Regions from separate parts of the Homo sapiens genome. Here region 2 is linked to region 1. The links are chromatin contacts, found by Hi-C or POLR2A ChIA-PET in ENCODE. All regions are on one chromosome and are shown on one strand. The core of a region is the stretch at or near the end of the contact, and the rest is flanking DNA. Distances in the headings are between cores, read along the strand shown. Region 1 has its middle 680 kb from the start of SNORD151. Region 2 overlaps LOC124901626 (a long non-coding RNA gene).

Region 1 (7,668 bases), core at 2,902-5,401:
TTCCTTGTGTCTACTGGTCATTCATATACCTTCTTTGGCAAAGTGTCTGTTCAAATCTTGTCCATTTTTAATAAAATTTGGGTCATTTTTTAAAAAGTTTTGAGTTTTAATAGTTTTTTATATATTCTGTATACAAATTCATTATTAGATACGTGATTTGCAAATGTGTTCTTCCAGTCTGTGGCTTGTCTTTTCATCTTTTAAACAGTATTTTTCACAGAGCAAAGGTTTTATACTTTGATGAAGTATAACTTAACATTGTTTTTCTTTTACTGCTCATGCTTTATGTATTATATCTGTTACATTACCTAGTATATCTTGCTACTCTTTGTTTAACCCAATGTCACAGACTAGGATCAACATTTCTAATTAAATTTTTATAATCCATCTTGAATTAATTTTCATGATAAGGTGTTAGATGTGGCTCAAAATATACTTATTAGAATCTGGATGCTTCTAAATTTAAAAACAATTCTTGAAGTGAAATTCACATAACATAAAAATAACCATTTTAAAGTGAACAATTAATCGCACTGAATATATCTTCAATGTCATACAAATATCACATTTGTCTAGCTTTAAAACATTTCCAACACTCCAAACTAAAACCCACCACACTGTAAGCAGTTTTTTTTTTTTCTCTCTTCCTCCAAGTCACTGGCAACCATTAATCTGAGTTCTGACTCTATAGACATATGTATTCTGGATATATGATAAAAATGGAATCATACAATATGTGATCTTTTGTGTCTGGCTATTTCCATTGCTAAGAAAAATGCTTTTGAGATTCATCCATGTTGTATCCTTTATCACTACTTAATTCCTTTTGATGGTTGGATAATAACATTCTACTATATGTGTTTATGCATTCATCTTTGGATGGACATTTGGGCTGTTTTCACCACATGAAAAATGTTTCTATATACATTTGTGTACCTGGTTTTCTTTGAGTACAAGTTTTCAGTTTTGGGTGGTTTGTGTATAAGAGTGGAATTGTGGGGTTATATTGTAATTTCATTTAACATTTTGAGAAACCACTAAACTTTTCCACAAGAGCTGAACATTTTACACGTTCACATCAATACACAAGGGTTCCAATTTCACTTTCTCGTCAACACTTGTTATTTTCTAATTTTTTATAACCATCAACATTGTATTAGAAATTCTAACAGAGCAGTTAGGCAGAGATAAATTAATAAATAGCATAGAGAATAGAAAGGAAGAAGTAAAGTGATCTCCATTTGCATAGTATATAATCTGATATATAAAAAATCCTTAGGAGCATATTTTAAAATCTTTTGGAACCAATAAATGAGTTCAGAAAGCTTCCAAGATGCAAGTCAACATACACATATTTATTGCATTTCTGTATAATAATCAATGCCCAATTCAAAATTTAAATTTAAAAACCATGTTTAATTAAAAAACAGTTTTGTTTATAATAATACCAATATCAATATAAGAAAATATTTAGGAATGTTTAATGAAAGAATATAGGAACATATTTATTAAAATATATATTTAATGAAAGAAGTACAAGCCTTGTACCATGGAAACTACATGACATTGTTGAAATAAAGAAGACCTAAATAAATGTAAAAAAATCTGATATTCATGGATCAGATGATTCAATAATGTGAAGATGACAATACTCCCTATGTTGCCCTACAGAACCAACACAATCCTTATCAAAATCCCAGCTGCTTTTTTGAATAAATCAACCAGCTCATCTAAAATTCATATAGAATTGCAAGGGATCCTGTCTAGCCAAAGCAATTTTACAAGAGAACAAAACTGGAGGATTCACTTCCTGATTTCAAAACTTACTACAAAGCTACAGTCATCAAAATAGTGTGATACTGGCATGAGGATAAGCATATAGATCAATGAACAGAATTCAGACCTCAGAAATAAATCCTTGCAAAAAGGTCAAATAATTTTCAACAAGAGTGCCAAGATAATTCAATAGGAAAAAACTACTTTTTTCAACAAATGGTGCTGTGGCCAACTGGATATCCATATGTGAAAGAATGAAGCTGAATCCCTACCTCATAGCATACACAGAAATACACTGTAAATGACCACAGATGGAAATGTAAGAGCTAAAAGTATAAAATTTCTTAGGAGAAAGGATTAAGTTCTCATAAACTTAGGCAATGATTTCTTAGATAAAATACTAAACGTGAAAAACTGGACTTCAGCAAAATTTAAAACTTTTTGTTTCAAAGGATACCATCAAAAAAGTAAAAAGACAGAATGGAATAAAATATTTCTAAATCATATATCTGATAACAGATCTGGTTTTTGTTTGTTGGTTTGTTTTTTAGAGAAGGGGACTTGCCCTATCATCCAGGCTGAAGTGCAGTGGTGCAATCATAGTTCACTGCAACCTTGAATTCCTGAGCTCAAGCAATCCTCCTGCTTCAGCCTCCCAAGTAGCTGGACTACAGGCACATACCACCATGCCACCTAATTTAATGTTTTTTTTTTTTTTTTTTGGTAGAGACAAGGTTTCACTATGTTGCCTAGGCTGGTATTGAGCTCCTGGCCTCAAGTGATCCTCTCACTTCAGCCTCCCAAAGCACTGGGATTACAGGCATGAGTCACTGCACCCAGTCTGATAATAGGTTTGTATAAGTAATGTACTCTTGCAATCCATAACCCAACTCTTCTATTCTTCAAAAATGTTCTTAAAAATGCACAAAATGCTTAGCTAGGAATTACTTTCCTAATATAGTTGCAATATGGTATAGTTTGTACTGAAAGAGTCATTTTTATTTTGCTCTGGAAAGATGTTCTTCTCTTTTGTCTATGATGTAAATACATTTTTGGGCTCCTTTGGCTCTGTTTTTTTTTTCTCCCACAGAGATTCCAATTATCTTTAGATTGCATTTTTATTTTCTACATCATTCTCATCAATTTCATGCTTTTGACTTTTGCATTGTTGGAGAGGTCTCTTCTGTATTGACAATGGTAGCTAAGATTTGTCGTTGTGAATTTATGATCGACCAGACACGGGGCTAAGCACTTGAAGCATCTATTTTTTTTTAAAAAAGTATTTATACTCCTCATCATTTACCTATGAGACAAGTCATATTTTGTCTTATTTTGCAAGTGAGGAAACTGAAGAAAAGCATGCATGACTATCCTTTGCTGAATCACCCTGTCAGGGACAGAGGTGACTTAAGCACCTGCAGCTTTCTTTTAGGATCTGCATACTGGCTGATGAAACTACTTCACCAAGACCACTACGGCACCAGTGTGCTCTACCAGAGTATGGAGAGTTTTCCCTCTGTCTGATATCTCCATCTGAATTTTCTTAAATTCCTGTCTTATCTTTACTAGCCTATTTTATATTTTGTTCTTCTTAGATAGCTCTGTTATACCTCATCTTCCTTTTAATAATTGTTGCTAAGTAGATGATTCCAATAATTTCCTTCTGTCTCTGCAACAAAATTTTTTAGTTGGTCTCTGACATCTCTTTAAGGCAATGATTTCCCTGCAGTAATTGTATCTTTAGTCCTTATATTGATATGAAATGTATTCTTTGAAAAAACCAAGGCTGGAAGGCTCTCGCCTGATTTGCACTCTGGTGGGAATCATGCATATTGCCCTAGCAACCACAGCCATGCAAAAGTCCACAGGCTGAGGCCCTGGAGACTGGCAGACTCAGGAAGAATACTGGATAACTTTAAAAGGTATCCTACTTGCGGTGAGTTTTCTATTTGTTTATGAATTTTATTCCATCTCTCATTTTCACAAATAATACCTTAATGCAAGTATATAAGATAAGGGCAGACCGGAAACGCTATTACGGGTTTTCATTCCCTTCAGAAGGCTGCTAGTGGTACTGCAACTCCATGGACTAAAACTCTCTTTGATGATTGGCTGGCTGGCTAATTTGAACAAATTTGAACCTGCTTTCACTACAAAGGCCAGCTTTCCCTCTTCTTTCATCTCCTTTCCGCCTGTGGAGAAATGCATTACTGAGAGCTGTGAGCAATTGAATTTTTAATATTTGCCTAAGGACATGAGAAAGCTGGGTATTAAGTTACAATTCAAGGAACTGTGTGTCACGTAACTGCTTATTTCACAGCCTTGGATAGTTCAACGTCTACTGTTAACCACAGAGCTAAGTCAAGCATGCTCTTTCCTGGTACTACCTCCTTGTAAAGCTTCTGATGCTGGGTTATTGAGAACATAGTTTTCAAAGGTAAACATGACTAACTAAACGACCATTTTTTTCTCTGAAGAGAGGTAAAAACATACTAAACTGGCATTTGTATATTGCCATAGAGACTCCTCTACGCTTTCAGATACTCCTTTTCCTCATCTGCAATCTTGAAGTAAAAACTGCATTGCAGTTGGATATGAAACTAAAATGGAGAAATATTTAGGAAGTGCCCCCGCACAGTGCCTACCTTGTGAAAATAATCAAACGAGGGTAAGCTAATATTTGTTTATTATTATTGTATTTATTATCAAAAATAGTAAATGTACTTGATAATTTCTCTTTGAGTACACTAATGAAATAACTTAAAATGTGACAGAAAGAGAATTTATTAGGTTGGGACCTTGACTTAATAGAACCTATTATCCAGTGAATATAACATAACCTAATTAAGATATATAATATATTAACATATATATTATCCAGTGAATATAACATAACATAATTAAAACCAAATAGCCAATAAAAATAATTTAAGATTAGTCAACATAACTTCATACCAATGAGACATATGCTTATGGTGGAATCCTGTATACTTATTTGTCATTTTATTTTTTCCAGTTATGTGCATGTGCATTGGGTGAAATTGCCTTAAAGAGAAACTGACTTCTCTTTTACAATTCTTCAAAATCAGGCCAGCCTGTTTTGAGGCTCCTAGGATATCTATGGAATTCCAGGTATAATGAAATTGTTCCACAATCTTGTAATTCTCAGTTTAACTACTACTGAATAGTGACCAATATCCACACGGTGCCTTATACACAGTGCTTTATAATTTACCAAGTAATTTTTCACTTTATTCCTGCAACATCCTAATGAGATACGTGTGTGTATATATGTGTGAATATATATACACACACATCCTTTTTACGAGAAAACCAAGGACTGTAGAAGTTATGAGCTTTGCCAAGGTTATACAGCCAATAAATGAAGGACCCAAAATTTAAATTTAGTTCCAACTTCAAAGTTTATGTTTTAAACATACTGTATTTCCTTTCCAAGGTCAGTTGATTATACATATTCCAAATTATTCTAAATACCTGCTCTTATATCACGTATGAGAATCATAACACAGGCTTTATCTGTGACAATTGGTAAAACAGAAATATTTGGTCCAGCTCACTCCCCATGCTGGAAAATGACCATCTGTCTTGACTCTGGACTTCAGGTGTTGAAGTTCAGGAAATCAAAGTTGAAGTTGATTTACAACTAACCAGCTCTGGGTGAGTGACTCACAGTAACAAAGTTTACAGGATCTGATTCACACATCTACATGCCAATTCATGGTTAAGGAGCAACCTTCTTGCTGTGGGAACCAATGCTCTTTCTTTGTAGAAAGCACCTTTCTGAGTGTGTTTGTCTATGGAAGTACCAAGCTGCCAATAGAAAGTCAGGGTGCTGAGTTTGGCATCTGAGCAAAGGGACTTGCATTCTTTAAATGTGTATTTCTGGATATCTCTGCAAGTCACACAAATTAGCCTTTCTAATATTTCAGAAAAGAATTAAGGTTTATTTAGAACGAATCTTATACAAATAGTGAGTAATTAAAAGGCTGGGTAATTTCAGTGTAAACTAAATTAACAAGGAGCAACAGAAACTCTCATCCGTTGGCAGATGAAATGTGAAATGGTGCAACCACTTTGGTAGAGAGTTTGGTAGTTTCTTACAAAACTAAAGCACAGAGTTAAATATGACATGGTAATTGCATTTCTACTAATTTACTCAATTGCACTGAAAATCTCTGTCTATACAAAACATTATGATAGATAATCCTACTGCTTTAAATTCCTTTTGCTATCATTTCTGCTTATCATTAGGATTCTTATAAGTAATTTGGCAGAACAAGTGAAACTGCTTCAGAATGGAAATGTCACGCATATATTCTATAATATTACATGCTAATATTATGGTCATGCTTAGTTCAAAATGGTGGGCTTAACAGGAGCGGATATAGCAATATGAAGCTTATAGAATCTCTGCTAGAATCTTTCAATATTGATGTTTTTCAGTGTGCGTCTCAGACAAAATGTGGATAAAAAGTTAAAGGCAATGGGGGGATGTTGCAAATCCACAGCGCAAATTTTTTCAAAACTCATTCCCTTCTACATTCATTTATTCATAATTTATTTTTATTTTATGTATTTTGTTTGCTTTTTTCCTTGACATACCAGGAATGTAAGGCTAAGTTGTTTTTCTAAAAATCCTCTCAAGTAAAACAACTAATGATTAAAAATTGGTATCTGGTAATCTGACCCAGAATCTTGCCTTTTTTTCCCCCCTAGAGATGGAGTCTTACTCTGTCGCCCAGGCTGGAGTACAGTGGCGTGATCTTGGCTCACTGCAACCTCCACCTTCCAGGTTCAAGTGATTCTCCTTTCTCAGTTTCCTGAGTAGCTGGGACTACAGGCATGTGCCACCACACCCACTAATTTTGTGGATTTTTAGTAGAGATGAGGTTTCACCACGTTGGCCAGGCTGGTCTTGAACTGACCTCAGGTAATCCGCCCCCCTCAGCCTCCCAAAGTGCTGGGATTACAGGCATGAGCCATCACGCCCGGCCCTCACTTGTTTTCATGGACCTAGATTTATCACGCACGTCTATATTTGTACATCTATAATCACATACTATTTATAAGTTGTTTTTAAGACCTCTCAAAACCTTATAACAGAAGATTTCTTCCAGGACCCAATAGTGGTGATTGGGAGATCTTCTTTTTTTTTTTTTTTTTTTTTTTTGAATTCGATATTTTGGAACTTATTTATAGGCTAGACAATAAGTTACTCAGATTAACCCAGATCAATAGCACCTTGACTTGGTGACCCAGAGAATTCTAATTAGCTTTTAGACACATTTTTCTTTATCTTGATATTCAGTACATCATGTAAGTCAGTAACCATGTTAAACAAAATTAAAAGGACAAGTTATAGTTTACTTCACAGTCTATTTCAAATTCAGTTTGTGCACTAGGTCAGTTTTACAGGAAATGGTCTTTTAACATATGAAGAGTATAGATAATCTGTCAGGTCTCTTCTCTCCCAATTAAGAAAACAAGAATTATTTTGGCTAACTTGACAATTTTGTAAATGAAAAACATGAAGTGAGTAAATAAATCACAAAGATGGACAAAAAGCAATATGATATAATACACATCACTTTTTCCATTTGTATTCGGTAAGTTTTTACATTTCAAGTAATTGAAATATATATATGTTTTTCTTTTATATATATATATACACACACATACATATATAGTACCTTCCAGTTCTAGATTACTAAAGTTTATTCTGCAAAAGTACAAAAATAAACCTCTTAAGAAGTAAACAGGACAGGGCATGGCAAAAGCGAATGGCTGCATGTTAAGATTTTTTCTTGCCTTATATTGATGGGTGTATTTTAGGTGATAAATTTTCTTCACTATTTAGCACTTAAAATGAAC
Region 2 (7,668 bases), core at 3,781-6,280, 140 kb before region 1:
AAAAAGTAAAGTAAAAATAGAGGATAAAATATTTTTTAAAAGGGTGCATATATATGGAGAACTTACCATGAATGGAGTTTGTAGAACTGGAAGTTGCCCTGGGTAAGTCAGTGAGTGAGTGGTGAGTGAATATGAAAGCCCAGTGAGTCAATTACTCAACACTATGATAGATTTTATGAACACTGTGCATTTAGGCTACACTGAATTTACAAAAGAGTATTTTTTCTTTCTTCAGTAACAAAGTAATTTTAGCCTACTGCAACATTTTACTTTATAAACTTTTAAATTATTTAAACTTTTTGGCTCTTTTGCAATAACACGTAGCTTAAAATAAAAACACATTATATACCTGCTACAAAAACATATTCTTTCTTTATGTCCTTATTCTATAGGCATGTATCTATTTTTATTTTTCTTACTTTTTAAACATTTTTGTCCAAAACTAAGACAGAAGCACATAAATTAGCTTAGGGTTACACAGGGTCAGGATCATCAATATCAGTCTTCCATCTCCACAGCTTGTCCCACTGGGAGGTCTTCAGGAGTAATAACGTGCATGGAGCTGCCATCTCCTATGATGACAATGTCTAAGACCTGCCTGAGGTTGTTTTACAGTTAACTTTTTTTATGAGTATAAAAATACAATAAAAATATCAACAAGAATATAGTATGCTAAATGCATAAAGTGGTAACATAGTCACTTATTATCTTACCAAGTAATATATTCTGTACATAATTGTATGCACTATACTTTTAAACAACTGGCAGCATAGTAGTTTTGTTTACACCAGCATCACCACAAACACCCGGGTAATGCATTGCACTATGATATCACTAGGCAGTAGGAATTTTTCAGCTTCATTATAATCTTATGAGACAGCTGTTGAATACACAGCCTGTTGTTGATGGAAACACCATTGTGTGGTGCATGACTCTATGCTTTAGATTTGGCCCTCATGGAATAGACCACTGCAAGGTCAATGCTAGAGAGAACTCCTTTGCAGGAGAGAGAAATATGGTGGAGTAGAGGAACAGGGGAGTTCTGTGGATGACCTCTTTCATCTGGGCTTTGGAAGATGGGAAAAGCTTGGTCATACAGAGATTTGGACTAAACGTTTCATGAAGAGGAAGCAGATTACGAAATAATTACACAGAGGTCAGTAGTTCAACTGTTTCACCTAGAAACTAAGGTGGAAATTATACAGAAGTTAGTCTTTTCTATACTGGGCCCAAGAAAGTGAGCAAGGGCAATATGTTTTTGTTTGTTTTTTAGCATCTTTACAAGTTTTTTCCATCTGGTTTGTCTCAATTATCTTTACAAAATTCCTTGATCTGTAGATATAATTGTTATAATATTGTAATAATATTATCCTTCTATTATATTATAATTTATCTGTAGTTACATTATTTGATTTATCCCTATTGTATTCCATGCTTGTTTGGTTCCAATACTCAATAATAGCTTATAACTGAAATGTCAATTTAATCCTACAAACATTTAAAGAGTATCCAATACCTAGGTAATTATCCTGTTTTACAGGTGAGTCGATCTAAGCTATACTTATATGATTAAAAATAATTAGTTTGAGTTGTCTTTTGCTCTAATTGCTCCTTACTTCACTCGAAGTTCTTATTGCTCAGCTGCAGAGTATTGTGTAAGCACAGCAGGGAACTTTTATTTTGACTCTGTGTTAATGTAAAAATTATGCTTAATAATACAAGGAAGAATGATTCCAGGGTGTTTAGCCATGTGTTGCAATGGTCATTATTTCCTTCCAGTATACTTATCTCTGAACCGATCATTTTATTGGCTCTTTGGTTATAAATGTTTTCAGGAAGTGCTTTCTGAAACAATAAATACCTCTCTGTCCCATTATCCAAAAATTCCCTGCATTTCATGCCTACATTCAATTTTGGCTACACACGGAAAAAAATAAATAAATAAATAAAAGTAGCTTTTGTTAATCAGGCCTACAAACTAAAACCTAAAATTTTGGAATTAAAAACTAATAATTTGATAATTTTTTAAAAGGAATGTTGGAGAATGTTTAGTTCCAACTCTCACTTTAGTGGAGTCTGTAAGAAACAAATAATTATTATTTCTAGAAAGAATAACAATGTCTTTATCTGTATAGCCTACAATGTGCTTCAACGCTTTAACTTGTGTGTTCATCCTGAAGTGGGTGCTCTTGTCCTCATTTTAGAAAGGAGGAAATGAGTCTTGGAGAGGGTAGGGGACTTGTACCAAGTATAGGAGCAAGGAAAAAAGTGAAGTGACTCAATCACAGTGAGCCCTCTTCACAAATCCAGTGTTGTTCCCACTGCCCATCAACTGAGAAGCTGCTTTTCCTCTTAAAAACAAAATAAACGTAGAAACAAAGAAACAAAAATCCTCTCTTCTACTCTGGATTCAGATGACAGTCGTATTTTGCTCAAGAATATTGAGCAATCATAAATGAGTTTTCTCCCCTCCACACTGGAGATAAACCACAACTTATTATAACAAAACTGGTCACTGCTCTTGCCAAAGTATTTCATCAGCTTCTGGCATGCGTTATATCTTGATACACTTATCCAGCATGATGGCTGGCGTGATCCTCTGCCTATTTAGTATGTAGGCTAGTTCAGCAGAGGATTTAATGACAGGAGATTTTTCTTTGGCTCCAGGGATCGGCATGCACAGACAGGACCCTGTGTGAATTCCCCAGCATGTGATGATAAGATACTTCCAGTCTGCCAGCATCAAGCAGCTTCATTAATTAAAAACACATTGCGTGTTATCACTAAAGATTGATTTTTCTAGGAAGAATTACCCTTTGGCATTTATGATGAGCATGAAGAAGAACAGATAATACAATTACTGACAGGACTTTCCTCATTTTAGGACAGCAAATATTTAAGATTAGGATTAAGATTTCAGGAGAGACAGCCTTTGTGATTATTCTGCAAAGGAAATATTTGGGACTGCTGTTTTCGTTTTGTTTAGGCTGACCCTGGGAAGTAAACATTTGCTCAGCCATACTGAGTATCTGTGATTTAATGGGATATGGGCCCTAAACATATTTTAGTACTTCACCCCTTTATGCTTAAAACAAAACAGTGCAAAATAAACAATAAATGGACTAATAAAAAGTTTATATAGCTGCCAAGTGCTGAAAAAAGTCTGGTGAAGTCAAGTTATCTGTTTGAAGGAGATTACTGATATTTTCAGCAAGAAGGGCAGTGTTGTGAGAGTGTCTGGCCCTCATGGCACCAATGTAGAATGATGATGCAGGAGAATCTGGGTTCCAAAGCCACACAAGGAACCATTTATATTTTTGTCCAGCACGATGTAGATATTCCCAATATCCCATCAAGTGGTTGCGTAGTCCCTGTTTAAATTCCTTTGCAGACCTCATTATTTTACAAAATCTGTGATTAAACTAGAAGAGCTCAAATTGATAGGAAATCCTCCTAGAGTGGAAGTGATACTTTTTTACTTCCTGCTGTGACACATCAAAACTTTTCTATTTGAAACTTCTACATGTTGGACCTAAGTTTTCTCCTTTCTTACACTAAATGTCCTCCATGAAGTCTGCTACTTGCCACTTAAATTATCCAGGATCTCCTGGGTCTTGGACCCCTGCAACATCCAGGATCACCTCTAAACACATGGCAGTTTGCAGTGACTCAAAGTCAAGCACAGTAATCCAATGGCAAGTGCAACAAAACATCGTATCCTTAGGTTTCCACTATTCATTTACATTAAAGCTGCCTATGTTGAGTTTAGATGTTTAGGCAGAGCTTTCACGGGTATGTCATTTTTGAGTTGATGATGTAGCCTATGATGGCTTTTCTTCCATGAACTGCTGTTTAAATAAGTTCCCTTCTGCTTGGGTCTAGTTGAAGTGAGAGAATCAAAGGTAGATGTTTTTACCCCATGAAACACTGCCTCACTAGTTTCAGCCTTTTCTTTCAGCCACTTAACATCTCTAAAAATCTAACTTTACAATCCTTTGCTTTATTGACACAGCCTTGCTCTATGGCCTCTGTTTACCTATCTTTTACGTCCTATTGAAGATATTAGTGGGCGAATGTTCCTAGTAGATAGAGCTACCCCTTAGTCTATTCTGACTGGCTGTCCACAGAAATGTAGAAAAGTGCTCATAGGAGGGTCTACTTACAAAGTTATGACATTGACATAAATCATTTGCATTAGGTACATCAAACACTGGGATCCTTAACATTTTTTCCTCTCCTGTCCATTTTGATTTAATATAAACATAAGCTGGATGTATCATGATATCAAACACTTGTAGGTTACTTAAAGATTGCCCCAAACATGGAAACTCAGGAAAAATGTCAACGTAATTTGAATTGTTCACATCATATTTATGTTTTAAAAAGTTTACTGAATATTGCTCTATCAAACGACTTGTTTTGGTACCATCTAAAACCAACTAAGGCTCAGGTTGAGGAACAGGGTAGAATGGTTGCTGTTTATGGATATGTAGGAGGATTTGACATGAAAGTTCACTGGTTGTAGATTTGTGTTGGCTCACTTTTATTTACTTAGTGAAATCTACATGCCTTAGATGGCAGGTAAAGCACAAGACTGCTCTGATCTTGGCTCTCATGACATTCCTGTGCAACTCTCATTTTACTTCAGGCTCTACCTCTAAAATCCACCACATGGCCTCGCCGTCCATGCTTTGCTGATGTTTTCCTGTATCTAGAATGCCTTTTCATTTCTGGGGGCCTGTGAATATGGTCGCCATTTTTCAAGGTTCAGTGCAAATACCACATGCTTAGATTTTTGCTTCACTGCTTCCTTAATCAGCCACAGGTAGACTTTTGCTTATGCTGCCACAGAGGGTGAATCTTAAATCCTTGCATCACTACTAGCGGTGTACATTTCCATCAGCCTCACTTTTATGTGAGTTCTTAAAGGTTAGAGTCTATGCCTGATTTCTTCATGTCTCTCTCTCTCTTCCTTGTGTGCGGCAGAGCATCTGGATTACTGCTAGATGGAGTTGACTCATCTGCGGGCTCTGGGATTGACTCAGCCCTGGACTGTACTGGCACTTGTTTGTCTTAACCTGTGCTTTCATTGAAAAAATAATACTCTCTCTTCAAAACTTCTAAATCATAGGCTTTCCATGTCCCCAGGAATTCAGATTTACATTACTTTCATGGCACAGAGAATACCAATCCTAGAAATTAACATTATGTAGTCACACATGGGTAAGAATGCCTTAGGGTAACTGGCAGAAACAAACTGTATTTGGCTCTGACTTTCTGAAGGTTTGCTCCTTCAACCCATGCTTTCCAGGATTCCAGCAAATAAAATCCAGAAAAACATGAAATATAAGCTCACATTTGAAAATCACCAAGTACACAAAGAAACAAGCCACCACGAGAAAGCCAGCAGAAACCAGGATCTTCAGGTAACAGAATCATAGAGCACAAAAAAAATTATTTAGATTTTTCAAAGAAATACAAGATGAAAAAGAATAATATGCTCCAAAATATGCTAGGAAGACTAGAATATAACCAAATGTAGCGGCTAAAATAAAAAAAAAAAGTCATTAAAATTAAATACCTCACCAATGATGTGTTCAGTGGCAGGTAAGAGATACATGAAAAAGAATCAGTAACTAGAAAATAGACCTGAAACATTTACCAGGAGTTGGACACATGTAGAGAAAAGAGGAAATATGGAAGTATAAAGGAGAGATTAAGAGACATAGAAAATAGTAAGGGGGCAAATATTCATCTAATTGGATCTTTAAACATAAGGAGCATGAGAGGAGGCAATAGTAAAAGTGCTAAATGAGAGTTGTCTAGAATTAATGAAGAACAAAAATTTTCAGATTTAGAGAGTATAATGAATTCCAAGGAGAATGAATAAAAAGAAAAAAAAAAGACAATCACAGCTGGACACACAGAATATCACAGGCAAAGATAAGATCTCAAAAACAATGGAAGATAAAATAAACATTGCCTGTAAAGAAACAAGTATACCAATTGCAAAATTAGTAGTAACAGCAAAGTGGATGCATTTTTATAAATTCCAATTTCTAGTATACTTTATACTTTAAATATTTTTAAGAAACTAAGAGATTATAACTGATCATCTGGAATTCTCTTCTTTGGGAGATTAACATTTTAAAATAATAGTAATATTTTAAACACACAATAACAATATTTATGACCAGCAAACCCTCTCTAAATCAACTTCTAAAGGATTACTTTCTAAAGAGGGACATTTTAGGCAGAAGAAAAGACTGACATGCAAAAAAGAATGTTATCTGATAATCCAGGATTACAAAATAAAGCTGTAAATGCTCCTTTTGTGGGTATATGGCATACAGCACGATCTTGAATACTGTTGTTTTGTTATAACATTGGAAAGAAAAAAATAAATGATTCCTAGCCAGGACCACTGTCTGTTTGGAGATTGCACATTCTCCTCATGTCTGGGTTTTCTTCGTGTACTCCAGTTCCCTCCCACATCCCAAAAATGTGCATGTTAGGTAAATTAGCATTGAGGACTTACTCTATCATAGCAACTCATTTGGTTAATGAGTTGCTAACTTCGCTAAAAATCAAAACAGACTAATGTAAACCTGCAACTTGAAGCTTGGAAATCTTGAGAAAGACAATCAGTGACAGCTTTTGACTAAATGCAACGTGACCACTTAGTCTGATTAAAAAGACATCTAGCAGATTTGCTGTTTAACATAAATATAGCAATGCTACCATTTTGACTCTTAGCATGGTATATTCTGTTAGCAAACCTCTGAAGTCCACGACTGCAAATGATTAGACTTTAAAGAGGGAACAGGAGATTCCTATTAATAGCATAGTCAGGTGTGAACACCACTTATTTGGGATGGTAGAACTTAAATAATTTTTTTAATTTTTTGCATTTCCAAATATCTTACAATTACTTTCTTAATAACTGCAAAAAAATGAAATCAATTCTTTTTTACTACAAAGTGGATTTTTTAAAAAGTAAAAATATTTAAATATTCTCATAAAAAAGACAAATCAACAGTTAAGATTCACATTTTAAGATTATTTGCATTGTTGATGAGGTAATATTAAAAGGCACTTTTTGGACATGGTTCCCTTAGGAATTTGAAATATTATTAAAGTAATTAATTTAGGCAACTCATGCTTAGCATACTCTAAACACTAGATACTGAGCTAGATCATGACCCTATACAGAAATGCCAGATCCACATGTGGAGGTCCCCAGGGCTCAGGGGAGCAGGCAGAAGTGGGTCAGAAGCAGCACTTCATAGGGCAGTGAGTTGGAAGAGGAAACTAGAATCTGTGTTTGGGCCATAATGGGCTGTTACAAGGCTTCCAGGCAGGAAACCTGAGCTAAGTCTGAATGCTTTATGGATCTCTCTAAGTTTAGAAGGTTGGGAATGAATTCCATGGAGAGGAAATAGCTTTAACAAAGAAATTTAATTCTAGATTATTAAAAACCATTCATTTAATCAAATTATATGTATGTCAGTATGTCATGTATAATTTGACAAGAAAATCTATTTTTGTTTTACAATTTTCTCGTCATTATTTCTAATATTTGTAGAATAGTTGTCCATAGGTTAGCAACATATTTTATTTGATGTGGTTGGCCTTCTTAATGTAGCTTCCATTCCAAAGTTATGGATT

What was found. A loop is a pair of places that touch in the nucleus more often than their neighbours do. ChIA-PET counts read pairs that join two places held with the same protein, here RNA polymerase II (POLR2A). Pooled maps may share reads with other maps.
Region 2: a map of mammary epithelial cell shows a loop between it and region 1 (7-fold over the local background). The contact joins two enhancer-like sites. A Hi-C loop is called at or near these places in 11 of 168 maps with a recorded cell type or tissue (A673, Caco-2, Calu3 and 7 more) and 3 of 50 pooled maps. POLR2A ChIA-PET finds 5 or more read pairs at or near these places in 1 of 52 experiments (MCF 10A).

Annotation. Positions count from the first base shown.
Region 1 is chr7:46,782,719-46,790,386 of GRCh38, reverse strand. It overlaps the pseudogene EPS15P1. Among named protein-coding and RNA genes, the nearest start is that of SNORD151, 680 kb to the left of the region's middle. Within about 2 kb of position 4,151, at least 2 of the 41 ENCODE cell types and tissues checked have a DNase peak (open chromatin) inside an H3K27ac peak, as active enhancers do.
Region 2 is chr7:46,927,858-46,935,525 of GRCh38, reverse strand. The region is part of intron 1 of LOC124901626 (a long non-coding RNA gene); the gene reads left to right. Among named protein-coding and RNA genes, the nearest start is that of SNORD151, 530 kb to the left of the region's middle. Within about 2 kb of position 5,030, at least 2 of the 41 ENCODE cell types and tissues checked have a DNase peak (open chromatin) inside an H3K27ac peak, as active enhancers do.